Linked DNA regions of Mus musculus: region 2 is linked to region 1. The links are chromatin loops, found by intact Hi-C in ENCODE. Cell type or tissue: heart. All regions are shown on one strand. Each heading gives the region's core, and the rest is flanking DNA. Links, peaks and the distances in the headings are about the cores only. Region 1 has its middle 38 kb from the start of Rnf130. Region 2 has its middle 22 kb from the start of Tbc1d9b.

Evidence for each region. Peaks named below come from ENCODE experiments on the same cell type or tissue, not always from the same donor. Only the 100,000 strongest peaks of a DNase experiment are listed, where the experiment ranks them.
Region 2: it touches region 1 in a loop (3-fold over the local background); 12 of 42 quality-filtered maps call a loop at or near these places.

Annotation. Positions count from the first base shown.
Region 1 is chr11:49,981,441-49,992,244 of GRCm38, reverse strand. No RefSeq gene overlaps it. Among named protein-coding and RNA genes, the nearest start is that of Rnf130, 38 kb to the left of the region's middle. In heart, for the core only: CTCF peaks have their summits at 5,674 and 5,874 (motif pointing left); no DNase peak of the experiment used is centred there; H3K27ac peaks cover 318 bases.
Region 2 is chr11:50,105,822-50,113,821 of GRCm38, reverse strand. It overlaps a transcript of Rnf130 not described here. Among named protein-coding and RNA genes, the nearest start is that of Tbc1d9b, 22 kb to the left of the region's middle. In heart, for the core only: no CTCF peak of the experiment used is centred there; a DNase peak (open chromatin) is centred at 4,741; H3K27ac peaks cover 348 bases.

The DNA of each region.
Region 1 (10,804 bases), core at 1,094-9,093:
ACAACCTTCCTGATGACCTCATCTAATCTACCCTATGACCTCATCTAACCCTACCTCATGGCCTCATCCCACCTTTACCCCAAGAGCTCATGTAACCTCTACCCCATGACCTCATGTAACTCTCCTTCTAACCTCATCTCACCTAGTCTTAGGGCCTCATCTAATGCTCACCTCATGACCTCCTTATGACTGTAGTCACAGCCTCACGGAGCATCCCAAAACCTAATCCCACCTCCCTCTTGGCCTCATTTAATACCCACTTCATGGCCTCACCTCCAGCCCACTTTCAAATACTATCAGCATCTTGGAAGAATAAAGTTTTTTAACTATGAAGTTTGGGAGGGGGGTGGACATACTGAAAGCATAGTGTGGGGTAGCTGAAAGTGATGCGTGGGAAGTGTCATTATGGTCGTGAATGTAAGGCCCTCATAACAGATTATTGCTATTACTAAAGAGACCCGAGGGCACTATGTATATATTACAGTGCAGGTCTATAATCCCAGCACTCCAGAGGCTGAGGCCAGAGGTTGAAAGCTCAAAGCTAGTCTGTGCTAAACAGGGAGACCCTGTCTTAAAAAAATAAATGCAAATAAAAATAAATAAGAGCAAAAGAGATCTAAGAGAACTCCCCCACTCCTGTGACACGAGGACACAGTGAGCAGGCACCTCTCCGTGAACCAGGAAGTGGGTTTTCACTCCATACTAATTATGCCTGCACCTTGACGGAGGGGCAGGGGGATGCTTTCTTTGGGCATCCAGAACAGAGAAGGGTGGTCTGTTGTCTCTCACCCTGCCAGTCTGTAGTCCTAAAGGAGCCTGGATTGACTACAGCCCAGGTGTGTTGCACAGACATGGGAGAGACCACAAGTGTAACGTTGATAGATAGCCAGGCAGGAGCTGGAAGACAGGGAAACCTTTCAGGAGTGGTTAGAAGCCCAAGTTTTGCATAATTATCCCATTCTAAATGTTTGCCAGCAGTCAACTAAATTGCACCCGTTGTGCTTGCCAGGCTAAAGGGGCTCGCCTGCTGTCTGCGTTCAACGCTTCATGCTTTTACATGGTCATTGGCTTGAGTGCTGTGTGCGAAAACCTGGGCAGCTGTGTTGTTAGTGTGGGGGGCCTGCCAGCACCTACGTTGGTTAAGATCACGACTTCTGGGCCTGCCTTGGATTACTGAGCCGACATTCTGAGTATGGGATCAGAGCTCCTGCCTTTGCCAGAGAGCCACAGTGGTGGTTCCTTCGAGCTGAATTAGAGAATTCTGGCACAGCAGGACCTTCAGCCGTTCAGAACTGTTGAATGGCAACAATGTGCTTAACTAATTTTGGTTTCGGGATGCCTGTGTACGCTAGTCCTCATAATGATCTGCACCGTGATTTATCATTTAAATATATGAACGTAGCAAATACTCAAGTTTCATAGCCCCGGGCTCCAGTCATTTACAGGCTGCCAGCCCACTCAAATCAGGCAAACATAGATGTATAAGCAATTAAGGAGCTCTACACCGCATCCATGCTTCCTATGCATAAATGCTACCTGACCATGTTGCAGGCAGTTTTTCCAAACATATCTGTGTTTTGTGGACTCCCCCAATTCACCAGATATTGTTTGCTTAATTAAAGTCTGTTAAACGAACCTTTTCTGAAGTGGTTTTGTTTGTTTCTTTCTTTGCTTGCTTGCAATAAATCGTCATATGTGGATTTCCATGACACAAGAAGATATTGTATATTGAGTCAGGGTCTCACACAGCCTGGCTTGGCGTGGTATTTGTTCTGTAGCCCAGTCTGGTTTTGAATTCATAGCAATCCTCCCGCCTCAGTCCCCTGAGTGCTGGAATCATGAGCAAGCACAGTTATGCCCAACTTAACCTCACCTCCTCAATAAAGTTAGCTGCCAGCATAAGGGGTGAGGCTATTTAATCCACAGCAGTCAGGACATCTTGCTCTTTGGGAGATGATCCAGTTGTGAATCTTGTTTGCTTCCTGCCCTAGCAGGCCATAGCAGGTCCTTGCTCACAGTCCCTTGTAAAGAGGGGAGGGGAGAAGGAGGGGAGAAGGCAGAGTGGAGGTGGAGGTAGGATTAGGAAGGAGGGGTTGGGGATAGGGAGTGGGAGGTTGGGGGCTAGGGAGGGAAGTTTGGGGGGTAGGGAGTAGAGATTTGGGGATAGGTAGTGGGGGTGGGGGTATAGAGTGAGGGGTGCTAGTAGTCACCTAGAGGATGCCAGGGCTTGTTCCCTCCCTGGAACAAAGAATGCAAGTCCAGAGACAGACAAGAGCCCCAGAGAAAGAGAAAGTAGCTAGCAGGTTTTTCCCTTTTGGATGGGAGTGGCCCCAAGGCTGCTAAGCTCAACTGTCGCTGGTTTGGGTAGTTTACAGGGCCTCTGGGTCCTCTTGTTTTCCTTGCTGGTCCTGTTTAGATACACTTTTACCGTTTTTTTTCTGGACATGTCTTCTGGGAACCAGAAGTAGTCATTAGTGGTGGGGGTGGTCTTGCTTTCACTTTACTTGTTGACAATATCCCTCTAACCCTCCTTCACTGTTCCCATCCACAGAGGCCCAGGCCCTTGCTGCCCTGTCCTCCATCCATCTGTAGGGCTACTCCTAGCATTCCGTTTCCCTTTTTCCAATCCCAGCATTCCCTTTCCCTTTTTCCAATCCCAGCATTCCCCTTCCCTTTTTCCAATCCCAGCATTCCCTTTCCCTTTTTCCAATCCCAGCATTCCCTTTCCCTGTTTCCAACCCCAGCAAATCCCCTTTCCTTGTTGCTCAAACATTATTACTTCAGGGAAATTTCCCTAGAACCTTGACAGAGCTCCTCTACCCCTGACTCTTCACCGGCCCTGCTTTGTTTTCTTTCTTAGCTTAACTTTTTAAAAAACACAATGCCAAAACTTATAACATGTTTTGTTCCTGATCTATTCTGAAACATTGTACCCAGCACAGATTAGAATCATCACTCTCAACTTTCCTAACGCTGCCACCCTCTAATACAGTTCCTCACGTTCTGTTGATCCCCTACCATAAAGTTATTTTGTTGCTACTTCCATAACTGTAATTTTGCCATGGATATGAACCGTAATGTAAATATTTGATATGCAGGATATCTGGTATGTGACCCCCCACACATTGAGAAATGCTGGCTTTTGTTGAATATTATTTGTAGAGTGAACGGATGATGTCTGAGCAGGTGCTGTCAGCTCTGGGCCTTTGCAAGGGTTAGGGCCTTAGCTTAGAATGTCCTTTTCCTCAGTAGAACCCCTATGTGCCCCCTTCTTGTCACTCAGGCCCCATCAAGTGTCTTTACCACAGAGATTTCGTAAATAGTTTATCCTCCAACACATTATTTGGTTTTCCCTTAAATTGAGATCTCATTCTTATGACATTTTATGCAACATAAAACTTTAACATACATAGTCAGGGCTTTCTTGTGCAATGATCAATGGTGTCAAATTCCTGAGCGTGTCCATCTCTACCTGTGGCGGTTTGAATAGGTTTGGCCCCCATAGACTCCTGTGTTTGAATGCTGGACTCACAGGGAATGGCACTGCTATATTCCACCCTCATGCTTTGTATATTGTGGGTTAATGCTGCAATGAACATTTATATACAAGTTTTTGCATAAATGCATGTTTTCATTTTGGGGGAGTTTATATTTATAAGTTTGGGTTGTTGGGTCATATGGTAACACTAACTCTTTTCTTAGTTTCTGAAAGCTAATGTTGGGATTCTCACAGTCTCTGCTGAGGCTAGCACTCAAGTGCAGTGAGGGATGCCCTTGCTTCAGGTGCAATCAAAGCAAGCTAAAATATCTCAACTTCCAAATAAACAATATTTAAACAATTTAGGAGCAGGGCTGAAGAGATGGCTCAGAGGACCCAAGTTCCATTCCCAGCATCTACAGGGAACAGCTTACAAAACATGTAACACCATTACCAGATAATCTGATGACCTTTGTTGGTCTCCATGGGCACTGCACTCATGGCGAATTCACACACACACACACACACACACACACACACACACACACACACACACACACGTAATAAGAATTTAAAGAATTAGAGCCTCAAGATGCTTCAGCTGGTAAAGGCTCTACCTCTGAGCCTGCTGACTGGAGCTCCATCCTCTGGACCCCTTTGGTAGAAGGCAAGAACTGACTCCCACAGCTCAGCAGCTTGTCCTCTGACCTCTACACTGGCACTGTGGCATGAGTGTACCACCTTCGTACACACGAAATACAATTTAATATGTAAAAACAAAATTTAACAAGTTAATTGGGATACACTTGTACATTTTTATGGAGTACAGGATGATAATTTGATGTTCCTGTAAAATGTGGAATGTCCCAGTCAGGGTAATTAGCATTTCAACTGCAAGGCCAGAGCACTGGAGCCCGAGACAAAGGAAATGTGTGACCCTGGCTAGAAAATACTGATCCTTGGGCCATCAAGATGGCTCAGGGGGTATGAGTGATTCACACACAAGGTTGGTAGCTAGAATTTGACCCCTGGACCCCATGGCTGAGAGAGGTCAGACTCCAAAAATTTGCTCTCTGGTCTGTAATACTGCTGGCCCTCTCTCATAGCATAATAATTTAAAAAATGGTACTACGTGGATTCACTCTTCATTAACTTTTTCTTTTTAAATTGCAATCTGTCATGGTAGCCCAGACCTGCGATCCCAGCATTCCTAAGGCCCAAACACTCAGATTGTAAGTTCCAGGCCAATTTGAGCTCACAGCAAGATTCTGTTTTGTTTTTTAAAAAATATTTCACTCAGCTGGGCATAGTGGCTCATGCCTGTGACCCCAGCATTCCAGAAACAAGAGGATAATTTCAAGTTCCAGGCCAGCCTGCTCTTTATGGCAGGTTGTAGACCAGTTAGGGCTACATAGGAAGAACGTATCTTTAAATTAAAAAAAAGAAAAATCGTATTAATCTGAGTCGTGGGCACTCTACTAAATTTTGCACCAGGTTTGTGACAGGCCCAGTCACCCAAGTCCCTTCTGGAACATAAGCCTCAGGCAGACATCATAGTCTCCACACATTCAGCGCACCCCCCCCCCACACACACACACTCCTTGCAGAAAGTTCAGGAAAGAAGTTAGTGTGCAAGGAGTACTTCCATCAGCCGTCACTGTTTAGCCTTCATTTTACAGCGGGCCCTCCATCTGTGAAGCCGAATCTAAAAGCAAGCAGGGAGAAAGATCTCCTCATGAGATTGGGCAGTAAGACCAGATCTCAGGAAGGGCAAGGTGGAAAGGAGGGAATAGATTCCAGGACATTGTGGGAGCGGGGGACTGGGGGGTGGGGGGGTGGGGCGTTAGGTTTGGGCCCAGAGTGGAGCTACTGTCTGGTCAAGACACCCTTGGCTGTGTCCCAAGCGTGTGCTGGAGCTGTGTAGGGGGCAATGGGGAGAGGGTGCCTCCTGGTGGCTCTACATAGGACTGCTCACTCTGCAAGCCTCCATAGCAAAAAACTATAGTTTTTTTAAAAATAAAAATAAAAATAAAAAAGAAGGGGCATAGACTTGATGAAGCCACACAGACCTCAGCAATCAGGATATCATTTTAATGCAATACAAAAAGAGAAAAGAAAAGAAAAAAAGGAAAAAGAAAATCAATGTGTAAGCTACCGCTTATGGGTTGGCCTCTTTATTGGAAATTTGGCAAAAAACCAGAGGGCATATGTCTCTGGTGCCTGCGACATTTCACAGAAAAGCACCAATAAGGGATTGGCTGGAGACATAGCTATTTGGGAAAGCAATTTGCAGCATATCTTCAGATCTAAAACCTTGGTCCTAGCATCCACACTGAGGCAATTAACAACAGCCTATAACTCCAGCTCTAGGGGATATGTCGCCCTCTTTTGGCCTCCGTGGGTACTGCACTCGTACACCCACCACATTTCAACTAAAAATAAAATATTAATAATTAAGGCCATGCTGTCTCCTTCTCATGCAGCGGTCGCCTGCTGGCTTCACCATGTTCTTAGGTTTCCTTTTTTCTTTTCCACCTGACACACTGACCACCTTTCTACAAAATAACAGGATTGTCAGAAACTATGACTCTTCAATGGCCCCTGAGGTACTTTTCCTATATCCTCGCAACAAAATATGGAACAGAAGTGACTTACATAAAGAAAGACTTATTCTGACCATCGTCTTATTCCATCCTACTGGGGAAGACATGGTAAAGTTCATGGTGATGACAGCAGAGGCTCAGGCAGAGACCCCGTTCAGTGTTCAAGGTTTGTCTCCAAGGATTCACTTCTAAAGGTTCTATATCCTCACGAACTAGGACCACCAGCTGATGACCAAGTGTTCAAACACATGAGCCCAGGAGGGATGCTTCACACTCAAATCGTGATAGCTCTCAAAGACCCATAAGGTGAGAGCCGAGTCCTCTGCACACACCAGCTACCTGTCTGGCTTCCATCACTGGGATAAATACCTGAACGAAATATCTAAATAGAAGAAGGATTTTGGCTTGCGGTTTGAGAGGATACTGACCACCATGACGGGGAGGGCATGGTAGTGGGGGTGGCCAGAACACAGTAGGAACACAGAGAGGTCCAGAGCAGGGCCAAGCTATGAGCCTCAAAGCCGGTCCCCCAGTGACTCACCTCCACCTGCTAGGTTCTGCCTCCTAAAGATCCCACAACCCCCACAACATCTCACCAATGGGGAACCATGTGAGTCTACAGGGGACATTTCCTACAAGCTACAATATCCTCCCAGAGGCCCAAAGGCTTGGCTGCCAGCCTGTGGTGTTCTTGGAGGTGGCAGAACCTCTAGGGGGTAGGGCCAACTTGGAAGGAACTTATGCCTGTGGGTTCTTGCATATTGCGTGCTTTTGCTGCGACTCTGTCTTTTTACAGGAGCCAAGCAGCCATGTCTGAATCTCTGAGGCAAACCAAAGTAAGGCTTCCCTCCTGATGGCTGGTTTAGTTCAGGCATGTTGTCACAGTGACAGACAGCCGAGGAGTACACCCTTACACTGTCACACATTTGACCAGAGGCCACTCCCCAACTCCAGCATCTTCCAGCCTATCTCTCTGGCCATATGGCCTCTAATATGATTATATCACAGCCATTCATATTATTGGAGTCCTCCTGTAGATGGTAAGTCACTTTTATCTTGCTTCATTTGAAACCTTTCTTTTTCTGTTTTGTACTTTTGCTACAGTGTGTATGTGCACACACGCACACACACATGAACATGCATGTGTGTTCCTGTATGTATCTGTATGTGCTCTGTGTGATCTGTTCTCTCTCTCTGTCTCCTGTGTGTGTGTGTGTGTGTGTGTGTGTGTGTGTGTGTGTGTGTCTGTCTGTCTGTCTGTCTGCCTGTGTTGTGTCTTTTGGGTCTATCCTGGGTGGAGTTTGTTGAATCTTTTAGACATGTGCATCGATGTTGTCAGTTTGAGGCTATTATTTCAACTATGATATAATTTTCCTGCTATTTGATATCCCTTTCTGCTATTCCCATTATGTTTATCCCAGTGCAGTGAATGGTGCCACATGTTGTTATGAGATTCTGTTCACTATTCTTGATTTTTTTCCCTGTTTCTCAAATAGTATGCTCGGTACCCTTCTAGCTTTCCAACTCCAGGATTTCTGATTCTTTTTCTTACCTCTGCTCTGCTATAAAGTAACCATCCAATCTCCAGTAACATTTGTTTTAATTTAAAATTTTAGTTTATGTGTATGGGTGTTTTTACCTGTGTACCACCTAAATGCAGTAAGAAGCCAGAAGAGGGCAACTGATTTCCTGAAACTAGAGTTGTTAGCCACCATGGGAGTAGTGGGAATCAAACCAGGGTCCTCTGGAAAATCAGCAAGTCAAGTGCTCTTACCCTCCGACCCATGTCTCCAGCCCACCTCCAACAACATTTAAAGAAATCTCTTTTAGGCCAGGCATGGTGGTGCACGCCTTTAATCCCAGCACTTGTCAGGCAGAGGCAGGTGGATTTCTGAGTTCAAGGCCAGCCTGGTCTACAGAGTGAGTTCCAGGACAGCCAGGACTACACAGAGAAACCCTGTCTCGAAAAACCAAAACCAAAACCAAAACCAAAAAAAAAAAAAAAAAAAAAAAAAACTTTATTGCTACCAGACTTTCCGTTATTTCTCAAGTATGATCTCCAGTGGCAATTTCAACATATATATGACAGCTGGCACCTCCTCTCAGTGGTTTCTGTTGCTTTCTCCACTCCACCTCACCCCACCCATTCATGTCATGGGATTTCTGTTCTGTTTTGTTTTGAACTCATGTCTTTTAACTTTAACTTGGGCACTGGGCATTTAGAGTATGGCCCTGGGCATGTATGTGGTCAGTCTGAAAGGACAATGGCTTGCCCAGTGAGCCCTGTGACTGTCTCCCATCCCTCCATTAGCTGTCTGCCTTTGCTGGTATCGCATCTAGCTGCTACACTCCAGCTCACTGAAGTCTAACAGGTCTGCTGTTCACAACAATGTCTGGGGCCGTGGATTGCTGCAAAGGCTGACAGCTGAAGTGCAGGCTCTGTCCCAGGGGCAGGCTGTTCAGATCCCAGGAGGGCTCCCTGTGGCTTACATTGTTTTTCAGTGATTTGCTTTGGTAAGCTGTTTGCCTTACGCTTAGCTTATTGGGATTTTGTAGCTGTGGCCTTCTATTAATTTCTTGCTACTGAGATCTTTAGTGGTTTTGAAATTATCCTTGGGTTTGAAGTAGTCTTTGAAGAGTTTAAGAGACGCCTGTGCTTACAGCTTGATCATGGCCCCCTTTCTCAGGGTGACACCCTTGCTTTTTGCGTTGAATACTAAATGGGACATCTTTCTGTCTCTTTTCTTTCCTCTCTCCCTCCCTCTCTCCCTCCCTCCCTCCGTCCCTCCCTCCCTCCCTCCCTTCCTTCCTTTCTCCACAGCAAGGTATTTCCACCACATGGGTGAGCTACTGTGAGTGTGAGCAGGGCCCCTGACACTCCCAGAGGAAGCAGCGAGGACCATCTATTCTCTGCATGGGGCTGTGTGCAGGAAGGGCTCCTTACCTCTCTGCTTTGCTCAGTCGAGGCTGCACCTTAGTAGAGCTGGACCCCCAGTGGGAGAGCCTGGCAGCCTGTCTTCTTTGTAGGGCTGAATCCTGTCGGGCTTTGTGTTCTTGGCTGTGCCCTTTGGAGTTGACTTGTGTTGTTGCTCATGAGAGGAAGTGGTCACGGTTCAAATGTCACAAGACTCATAGTTTATACAGTTTTAGTAAATTTTCTTGTCTCTTTTGTTTTGATGTGTGTGTGTGTGTGTGTGTGTGCATGTGGATGCAGATGTGTGTTTGGGTGTACTTGTACATGAGAATGGAGTGCAGATGTCAATATTTGATGTCTTCTGTTAGCCTCTGCTTTATTCATATTTGTTTGTTTGTCTATTTATTTATTTTGGTTTTTAGAAACAGGGTTTATTTATTTGTTTGTTCATTTTGACTTCCTGAGACAGGGTTTTTCTGTGTAGCCCTGGATATCCTGGCAGCTACTCTGTAGATCCGGCTGGACTCGAACTCAGAGCTCATCTGCCTCTACCTCCCCAGTGCTGGGATTAAAGATGAACACTACCACCGCCCGGCTTCCACTTCCTTCTTTTGAGACAGGGTGATTCACTGAATCTGGAGTTCATCATTTTGGCTAGACTGTCTGGCCAGTGGGCTCCTGGGACCTGACCGTCTCTTTTCCTCTGGTGCTGGTGTGCACAGATATGTGCTGCTATGCCTGGCTTTTTTCCTGGGTGCTGATGTGAACTCAGGTCCTCGTGCTTGGCCAGCAAATACTTTACACACGGATCCATCTCCAAAGTGCAGACTTCCCTGAGTAAACTTTCTTGAGTTGCTCCATGATGTAAGATAATTTCTAGAGGATTTAGAAGAAGTCATTTTCACCACATATAGTTACTTCACTCTGTACCTTATCCACAGAGCTTTTTCTAACAGCACGTGGCTCTAGGCAAGACCACAGGCTCTTTGTTCTGGGCATCGAAGTGGGAACCCTCATTTCAAATTATTAGAATGTTTTTGAAGTGCTGTGGGCTGAACTCAGGACTTTGAACATTGTAGGCAAGTCATTTACCACTGAGATCCATACCCCAGCCCCAAGGGACTGGAGGGAGAAAGGGTTTATTTTATTTTATTTTTTTGAGATACGGTCTTGCTATGTATGTAGCCCAGGCTGGCCTTGGACTGTTGATCCTTGTGCCTAACCAACCGAGTGTTAGGGTCACAGACCCACAACCCCATCTGGCTTAGAGATTCAGTTCTTGTCCAAGTATTATTTGTAATAACTCGGAGCGTGTTGCAAAGCTTGTCACAAAAGCCTCTACTTCCTGTCTCCCAGCTTTCTCCCTTATCTCTACTCCGCAGAGGCCTTCTGCAGTTACAGGAGCGCCTCACCTGCCAGCCTACTCTTTACTGAGGCTTCTCCTGGTGCCCTGTTGTCTCCCTTGCCCCACCCCCAGCCCCTCTCTTACTGCCAGCCCACTCTCTCTCCAAGGCTTCATTTTCTTGTGTTGGAGTGTTGAGCCTTGTCATTTACTTGGTGGCATGTACCTTGCTGTAGGAACATATGCTGGTGGAGCTTTGAGCAGGACTCCTGAGCCATGCTGGTGGGGTATGGCTAGCCACAGCCACCATTGGGGGTCATGGGAATTTCTTCTTATCAGGGCCTAAAGCACCCTTATCGCAGCTGTGGAGGTTGAGCCCTGTGACAACCGAGTTTAGATTCTTATTTAGGAATGCTGGTCTGGTTCCAATCTTTTCTCTCTCAAACAGCTCTGCAGCAAAAGTCTGT
Region 2 (8,000 bases), core at 1-8,000, 120 kb before region 1:
TAGCACCAAATAAGAGTAGAGGCTAAGAATGTTCACACTTAGTTCATTAACCTGGCTTCATTGAACACACACACACACACACACACACACACACACACACACACACACCCCACAAATTTCAGGGAGAGGCAGGAAGCTGCTTTTGCCAAGGAAGTAAAGAATGTGGATCAACTTGTCTATTACATCACCTGCTGTGTCCTTTTTTACATTTTTATTCATTGATTTTTTTTTTTTTTTAACACAGTCTCTTTCCACTTAGCCCTGACTGCTCTGGAATTTTACTATGTAGACCATGCTGGCATCAAACTTACAGAGATCTGTCTGCCTCTGCTTTCTGAATGCTGATAGTAAATTGTTTACTACCTGCTTGGCTCGGTGTGTGTGTGTGTGTGTGTGTGTGTTTAGTGTTTAGAGAGATTTATTTATATGAGGACACTGTAGCTGTCTTCAGACACACCAGAAGTGAGCACTGGATCCCACTACTGAAGGCTGTGGGAATTGAACTCAGAACCTCTGGAAGGGCAGGCAATGCTTTTTACTGCTGAGCCATCTCTCCAGCCCTCGGCCTGTGTATCTTTTAAAGTCATGATTAATTCTTTGCTTCTTAGCCAAAACCCATAGTTTTGAAGATACTCAATTCTACCTTCTGGAAGTTTCGTTGTTCATGTAGCCTTTCACATTTGGGCCCAAATTTTCAAGTATGGCAGGAATTTTGATTCCTTTTTCACCTGTGCAGACACAGCAGACATGGTGCCATCCTGCACAGGCCCTGCTGGTCTCTTGCTGCAAAGCGTCCCTAGATGCAGTGTTCGGGAGTTAACCCCGTGATGCTCCTGGTCAGCATTGCATGGGCTTAGCAGTCTCTGTAAGTCCTCTGCTTGTCGTCTAGAAATTATCAAGTTTGTCAAGTTATGCCTCTTCACACTTGCCTCCTAGAATCTTACAGAAACTTCAGGGATCTGCAGATTAATATGAGACAATACTGAGTTTGTCCTTCCTCCAACTTGTGACAATCCTTCTATTACATCACCTTGAATGTCCCGGCAGTGCACAGTAGCTCTCTGTGTAGAAGCCCTGCGTCTCTTTCAGATTTATTCCTTCACAGGCTGTCTACTTGATACTCTTGTAAGCAGTATCTTTTTGAAAATTTCATTTTTAATTGCTTACTGTTGATATATTATTTAAATAAGACAGGATCTTGCTGACTGGGTGCAGAGCTCTGGGTCCGATGGCCCTCCTCCCTCAGCCTGGGTAGCTGGTTCATGCCACTGGGCCTGGCTTGGTACCTCAATGTGTGACTGATTCTGCTAAATTTGCGTATTCATTTTAAGAGCTGGTTTGTAGGCGCCGAGGATTCTCTCCTTAGGTTGTCTGTGGACAGTGGTAGTTTTAGTCATCTTACTTTTTACTTATACCTTTCATTTCTTTTTCTTGCCTTACTATAGTAGCTAACATTGCTACTGACGGTGTGGTAGGAGACTCACAGTAGGCCTACTTCCGTACAGTTGGAAAGGAGCATGTTCTTATGCTTGTGGTCATTTTAAAAATGCACTATAGTCAAGATCTGGCATCTGTGATAGACATTTCCTTAGTAAATTGCTGTGTGCTATGTAAGCTCAGGGAAACACTGGCTCTGGAGGCGGGGCTGCTACACACACCACCCCATTGTCCAGCGCAAAGCAGTTACTGTTTATTTCTTGATGCAAGAGCACCAATGGTGGGAAGAAATGACTGAAAGTCTCACGCAGGAGAGGACACTTTGCCTAGGACCCTCCTTATTTGTCACTCACCCCGGTGAACTACTTGGTGCCAGGCTTTTCCAGTCAGGCCTAGTAGACAGTGGAAGTGTCAGATCTAACACTCTACTGTCTTTCTGATGTACACTGTTCGCTTCTTTCCCTCAATCCTGCTGTATATTCAACACATTCATTTGGAATGGAAGCCATGGTTTTGTGGGTCATTTTCTTTACGAAATATCTTGGAAATTTTAGCATTTTCTCCTATAATTATTAAGAAAAATCGCTCCCCCTGCTCCTGTCAATTATTTCAAATGTACTCATTTTCAAAGAAACAAAGCCACAGATGGCCAGAGTCAGGTATGTACTACACAGCTGTAATCTGAGCACTTGGGAGGCTGAGACAGGGCTGTCCTAAATTCAAAGCAAGCCTGGGATAACAACAGAACCTGTTTCAGAAGAAACACACAGCCACACACTCAGATACACATATTGTCACACATACTGACATACGCACACCCAGACAGACAGGCACAGGCAGACAGGCACACACACAGGCACACGCACCTGTACAGATTTAGACACACAAACAAACTCTTAGGTTTTCCTATTTACATGCTATCAAGACTCTTTCCACTAATATTTTGTTTAAACCCCCCGGATCTTTGGAGCTGGGGCAGCTGCTCATCCAGAGGAACTGGATTTTATTTCCCACCCACAGGGCAGCACATAACCACCTGAGGACCCAATGCCTCCTTCTGTCCTCTTGGGCACCAGGCATGCAGGCAAAACACCCATAGATAGATAGATAGATAGATAGATAGACAGACAGACAGACAGATAGATTAAAACAAAACCAAATATTCACATCTATATTTGCTAAATAACCTATCTCCCCTTTCTTTCCTTTCAGCTGTGGTCAACTGGCCCTGATGCTATGTGGATCACAGAAATACTTGGGAAGCTTTTCCCTTTCCTACTCTCCCTTAAATATCACAAAGAGCTCCCCAGTAGAAGCCATTGGGAAACACAGACATTTACAATTCTTAACAGTGGCACAATTGCAGTTAGGAAGGAGCAATTCTATGGTTGGGGTCACAGCGTGGAGAGCTGTAGTGAAGTGTGGCAGCATTAGGAAGGTTGAGAGCCACTCTGACCTTAGGGGTTTCTTTGAAGAATGATTTTAACTTAAGGGTCCAATGTATTATTTAGATGTTGGTGAACTTAATTTCCTATTTCTCATATCAATTTTAAATCGAAAGACATTGATCAACATTTAATCTTCAGAATTTATTGACAAAATTCCAGTTATTTTTATCATTACTTTAAAAAAGTTTTATTTTTATTAATGCGTTTGGGTCCGTATTAGAGTATGCCACATTAAGTGCAGATGCCCAAAGAAGCCGGAGAGGCCACTGGACTTCCTGAAGTTGGAGTTCCAGGCAGTTGTGAGGCACCTAACATGGCTGCTGGGAACTGAACTCGGGTCCTCAGGATGAATAGCCAGTGCTGTAAGCTGCTGCTCCAGCCCCCACAGCTACTGTTAAAAAATCACGGTACAAAGTACTAACAGAATTTGGTGTCGTTATCATTGAGAAACCTGTTTGTACATCTTGAGCACTTTTATGTATGTTTCATGGTGAAGGAAGTTTCCAGGACTTTTCCAGTCTGCAAGCCTGGAGCTCTAAAGCCATCAAACAGCTCTCCGTCTCCCTCCCTAGAACTCCGGATCTCACCATTTCTCCTGTGTTTCTTTGCAGTTTCTGACGTGTGCATTCATGATATGTCTTCATTCTTAGTATTGGGTGTTGGTGTCTCCTTGATCAGGAAATGACGTTAATTTCATTTTCTTTTTTAAAGAAATGCCTTTGGGCTTGATTGACTCGGCTGTGCGTTTGTCCTCCATTCATGACAGTCTATAGTTCCTTGAATTCAGTTTGATGCTCTTGAGAGAAAGGCCTAGAGCACTGGCTTCTAGCCTTTCTAGACTCATGGTCACAGATGTCTACCATAAAAAGGGCACCATACAAGTGGTAAGACATTTTTAGTATTTTAATCATCACTTAGAATTACACACTATTACCCTCTCTGTTATCTATTTCCTCTTGGATTTTCCATTTGTTATTATTTTCCTTATGTGTAAATATTTGTTTTTGATGAGGTTTCACTATATAGCCAGGATCCTCCTACCACAGCTTCCCAAATGCTGGTTGCCTACCCCACTGTGCCTAACTCAGCCTAAGCCAAAACTGTTTCTACACTGTAAGTCTAGTGACCTAGTAACCTTCTGAGACAATCAAAATTTAATTGCATTTCAACAGCTTTCCAGGGTCGTTAGATGAAGCAGATGCAAACATTGTTATCGTCTTTTGATGAAACTAAAAAAAAAAAAAACATTGCAAAGTGAAGGCAGACAGTCTTGTGCTCAGTGGTATTCAATAAGCCCTCTAAATAACTCAGATTTGACAAAACTTAAGAATTAGTTAGGAAAGGCTGGGGAGCGCAATCTGTTGCTAAGTGCTGAACTAGCATGCATGGAGCCCTGGGTTTGAGCACCATCCCTGGGAGGAAGTGGACAAGGAGTTTAAGAGGTCAAGCTCACCCTTGTCTACATGCGAAAGTTGAGGCTAACTTGGACTACCGGAGGCCTTGGCTCAAAACAACAAAAACAGCCCCCAAACTCTTCACTATGGAAACCTGTGTTCTGAGACTCAACAGTTGTTTACAAATCTATTATCTTGAATCTTCTTTTAAAAGACAAAGTAATGTTCAATATCTGCTGATTCTCATTTTTTTTAAAGGCTTGGATACTGGTCCAGGCCCTACTTCCAGGTCAGGTGACAGAAGGTTCATGATCGTAAGTCAGAAGGCTGTTGCGTCACTGTGTCTTAGGCTTCGTGGTTCCTGCTCGGGGGAGAAAAGCAGCACGGATTTCCACAGAAAGCTTTCCTCATATAAAGCAGTGGGAGGCAAGAGTGAGCCTTTCTAAGATTCTAAGCATTGGCTGTGAGTTCTCCCCGATAGAGTGACCTTTTGTACCTTCGTGGTGAACACAGCTCGGCCTACCCAGTGTTCACTTTGTGAACAGGAAGGAAATGAAGATGAGCTGTTAGACCTTAGTGGCCCAGAGACTTTCTTAGGCTGAATATGCCTGACAAGGCTTTCCCCTTTTCAATACCAGGAAAGGCTTTGCAGGATCAGCTTTTTTTTTTTTTTTTTTTTTTTTAAATAAAGGAAGGAAATCTGCAGAAACTACTGAGCCAGGCACCTTCACTAACACAATTTTTCAAATCTCCCAAGTCCTATATGCTGCTACAGTAGCCTATATACATTGGTGAGGAGTCTGGGGCTGCAGGAAGCTCAGTGAGTCAGGCAGGGTCTCATGCTTGCCTGCTGCACATTCTAATGCAGATCAAATCAACATAAAGTGGACACTGGGTCACAGGCCAGCTTTAGCTGTGGCGCAGGGAAAACGCTGAGATGGTGCAGGCTCAGTTTACTTTGCCTGGACAGGAACCTAGTGCCACAGGCTTCTGCTGCTTGTCCCCGACCCAAGCCGGGCTGCAGCACATTCACACCCAACATAAGCAGAGCGAGTGAGAAGGCAGTCAAGGCTCAGTTTCTGAGTTGTCTGCTGCTGTTAAGTCCAATTCTTAAACTCTGGATAAGGAATTTACTATAGTAAAACCAAACAACTGCAAAGGAAAACAGGGAAGGGCACTTGGGAATCTTTTCTCTGCTATTTAAAAAGTCTAAAGCTCGAAAGTTGCTGGCCAAAGGGAAATGAGGCTTGCTCAGGCTTAGTGGCTGCAGCTGCCTTTGGCCTGACACAGGACCAGGAGACTCTGCAAGTTCCTCTTTAGACACACCTCCCAACTCTGAATCCACTGATGCCAGAGCTTCTGTGACACAAAGTAGTCTTTAAAACATTTATTTTTGGTTTAAAAAACAAAAAACAAAACCCTAAAGTGAAAACAACTGTATGTTCTTCCCCAAGGATTTAGAGCTGAAATACCCACATCAGCCTAAACATGGTCACATTCTAAGTTTTAAAATACTACGTGAAAAAATTATTCAATTTTATATATTAACTATGCATATCCTGACTAATAAAAAATAAACAATTTTATTTTGATGCTAATTCTGTATTGGGCCCAAAGGAACAAAAAACACATTTTAATACACAACACACACACACACACACACACACACACACACACTTTCTTGGTTACTGAGATCACAATTAGAACACGAAAACAGTTAAATATCTAAGATACAAAATACCACATTCTTATCTCAGTTACTGATGACCTACACTTCCAGTCGTAACCTATAACTTTATTCCTTTTTATCTTTTAGTTCTTGCCAAAAATTATGCTTTATTTCTTGCAAAAATATTTAATAGTACTAATTTTTAGAGAAGCAGTATGTGATGCTAAAGACGGAGACTCTGTGGAGAGAGGAGCTACATTAAACAAGCAGAAACAGCAACACTGCTGTTTGAGTTCCTCCATTTTCTGATGACTATTTTGAAAGCAACAGCTGATCACAAATGAGAGGGAACAGCGGAGGCAGAATCACTTTGATTCCACTGGAATAAGATGAGGTGGCAGGGACCATGCTACTAATTCACCAAACTATACTGAGGAAGCTATCAAAGGTCAGCTGACAGCTGTGCCACTAAGGGTCCCCAACCAGTGAAGCTCAGTGTGTAGGAATGCAAAGAGCAAACTGTGGCTTAAACATTTCTCTGATTCCATGTGCATGGCATGACCCAATATGCAAGCCTATGTGTGTAAAACCTACACATAGGGAGAAGCAGAGGATTTTAACAACAGTCGGTGAAGAGTCAGTGCTCACAGTCTATGACGGGCAGAAGGGACAGAAGAGAAGCAAGGAAAAGAGAACTGAACACATTAACCAATTCGACACAGCAGACACTCACACAGCACTGTGCCTAGCAACAGCAGCATCCTCCCAGGTGCGCGCTGAGCGCCCTCTGCGACTGATGGGCTAGTAATGAAGCTTTGGTACAGTAAACAGGGTAAAAGGCACGAAAGCTCTCCACCTATTTCAACCAACCAACCAAGGTATCTGGAAGAATTTAAAACAAAATTGGAAATTTGTAACAGACTGGGAAAAAAAATCTATAAATACATAGGGTTTAAAGACTATAACTGCCAAATAATCAGTGTGTTGAAGAAATCACAGGGGGAAGAAGAAATCAGTAAATAGAAAGAAGTATGGCTAGAAGAGACAGAACTCAGAGGGAGACTTTTGGCTATAAGCACCTATACTTTAAAAAGAAGCCAAGCATGCAAAACCTGCCTACTGAGGATACTGAGTGTAAGGTTCACTGAGCTTATGAGTTCCAGTCCAGCCTGGCACATACAGACTGTTCCCAGATAAAACAACAACAAAACCCCCAAAATACCAAAAACTCCCCAAAGACCTCAGATCAATAACCTAATCTTTCACTTTAGAGAGGAAAACAGCCAGCTGTGTGTGGCAGGTGGTGCACATCTGTAGTGGAGCATTTGGAGGCGGCAGGTGTGGGTTCAGCCTGGTCAAGTTCACAGTGCCAGGACCACCAGAGCCATGAGAGAGGATGAGAGGTTGAGGGGTGAGCAAGTGAGCCCCAACAATTGCAGGAACCCTAACAAGTGCAGGAGCACACTAGAGAAACCCGAAACTTCCTAGGAAGAGGAGCCTGGACCATGTGGGTTCTCAGCATCTGAAGGACCATCGGCCCTTGTACTCTTCCTAACACAGAGGGCAGAGCTGGTGAGATCAGCGTTTACAACGATGCCAAAGCGGAGCAAAGAGCCAAGCTTATCTTACAAACTAAAGAAGTCGTCTGACAGTCCTAGCACACTGCAACGACACACTCTGTGAGTGAGATTACCCTAGGAATGTGAGGCTGGTTCAGAGCATGGAAAAAGTGTAATCACTGGGATTTGCCTTGGCTGCAACAGACCTTGAGAGAATTGTAGGTCTGAGGTCATTCTGAACTGCATTGCCAAATCCTGTCTCAAAAAAAAAAAATCAATATATACTATGTTAATATGGGACAAAATGCCACAAGATCAGTGTAATAGGTACAGGGAAACGTGACACCATCTAAAAGTTTCGGGGTAAAAGCATCTCGTAACCTACGGACAGATTACTTTCTCAAGTTGATGGAGAGTAAGAAAATCCTATAGCGACTTCCCACTCACTGCTGACCAACTGAATTCTCCCTTCTACCATGGAGATTGTAATAAA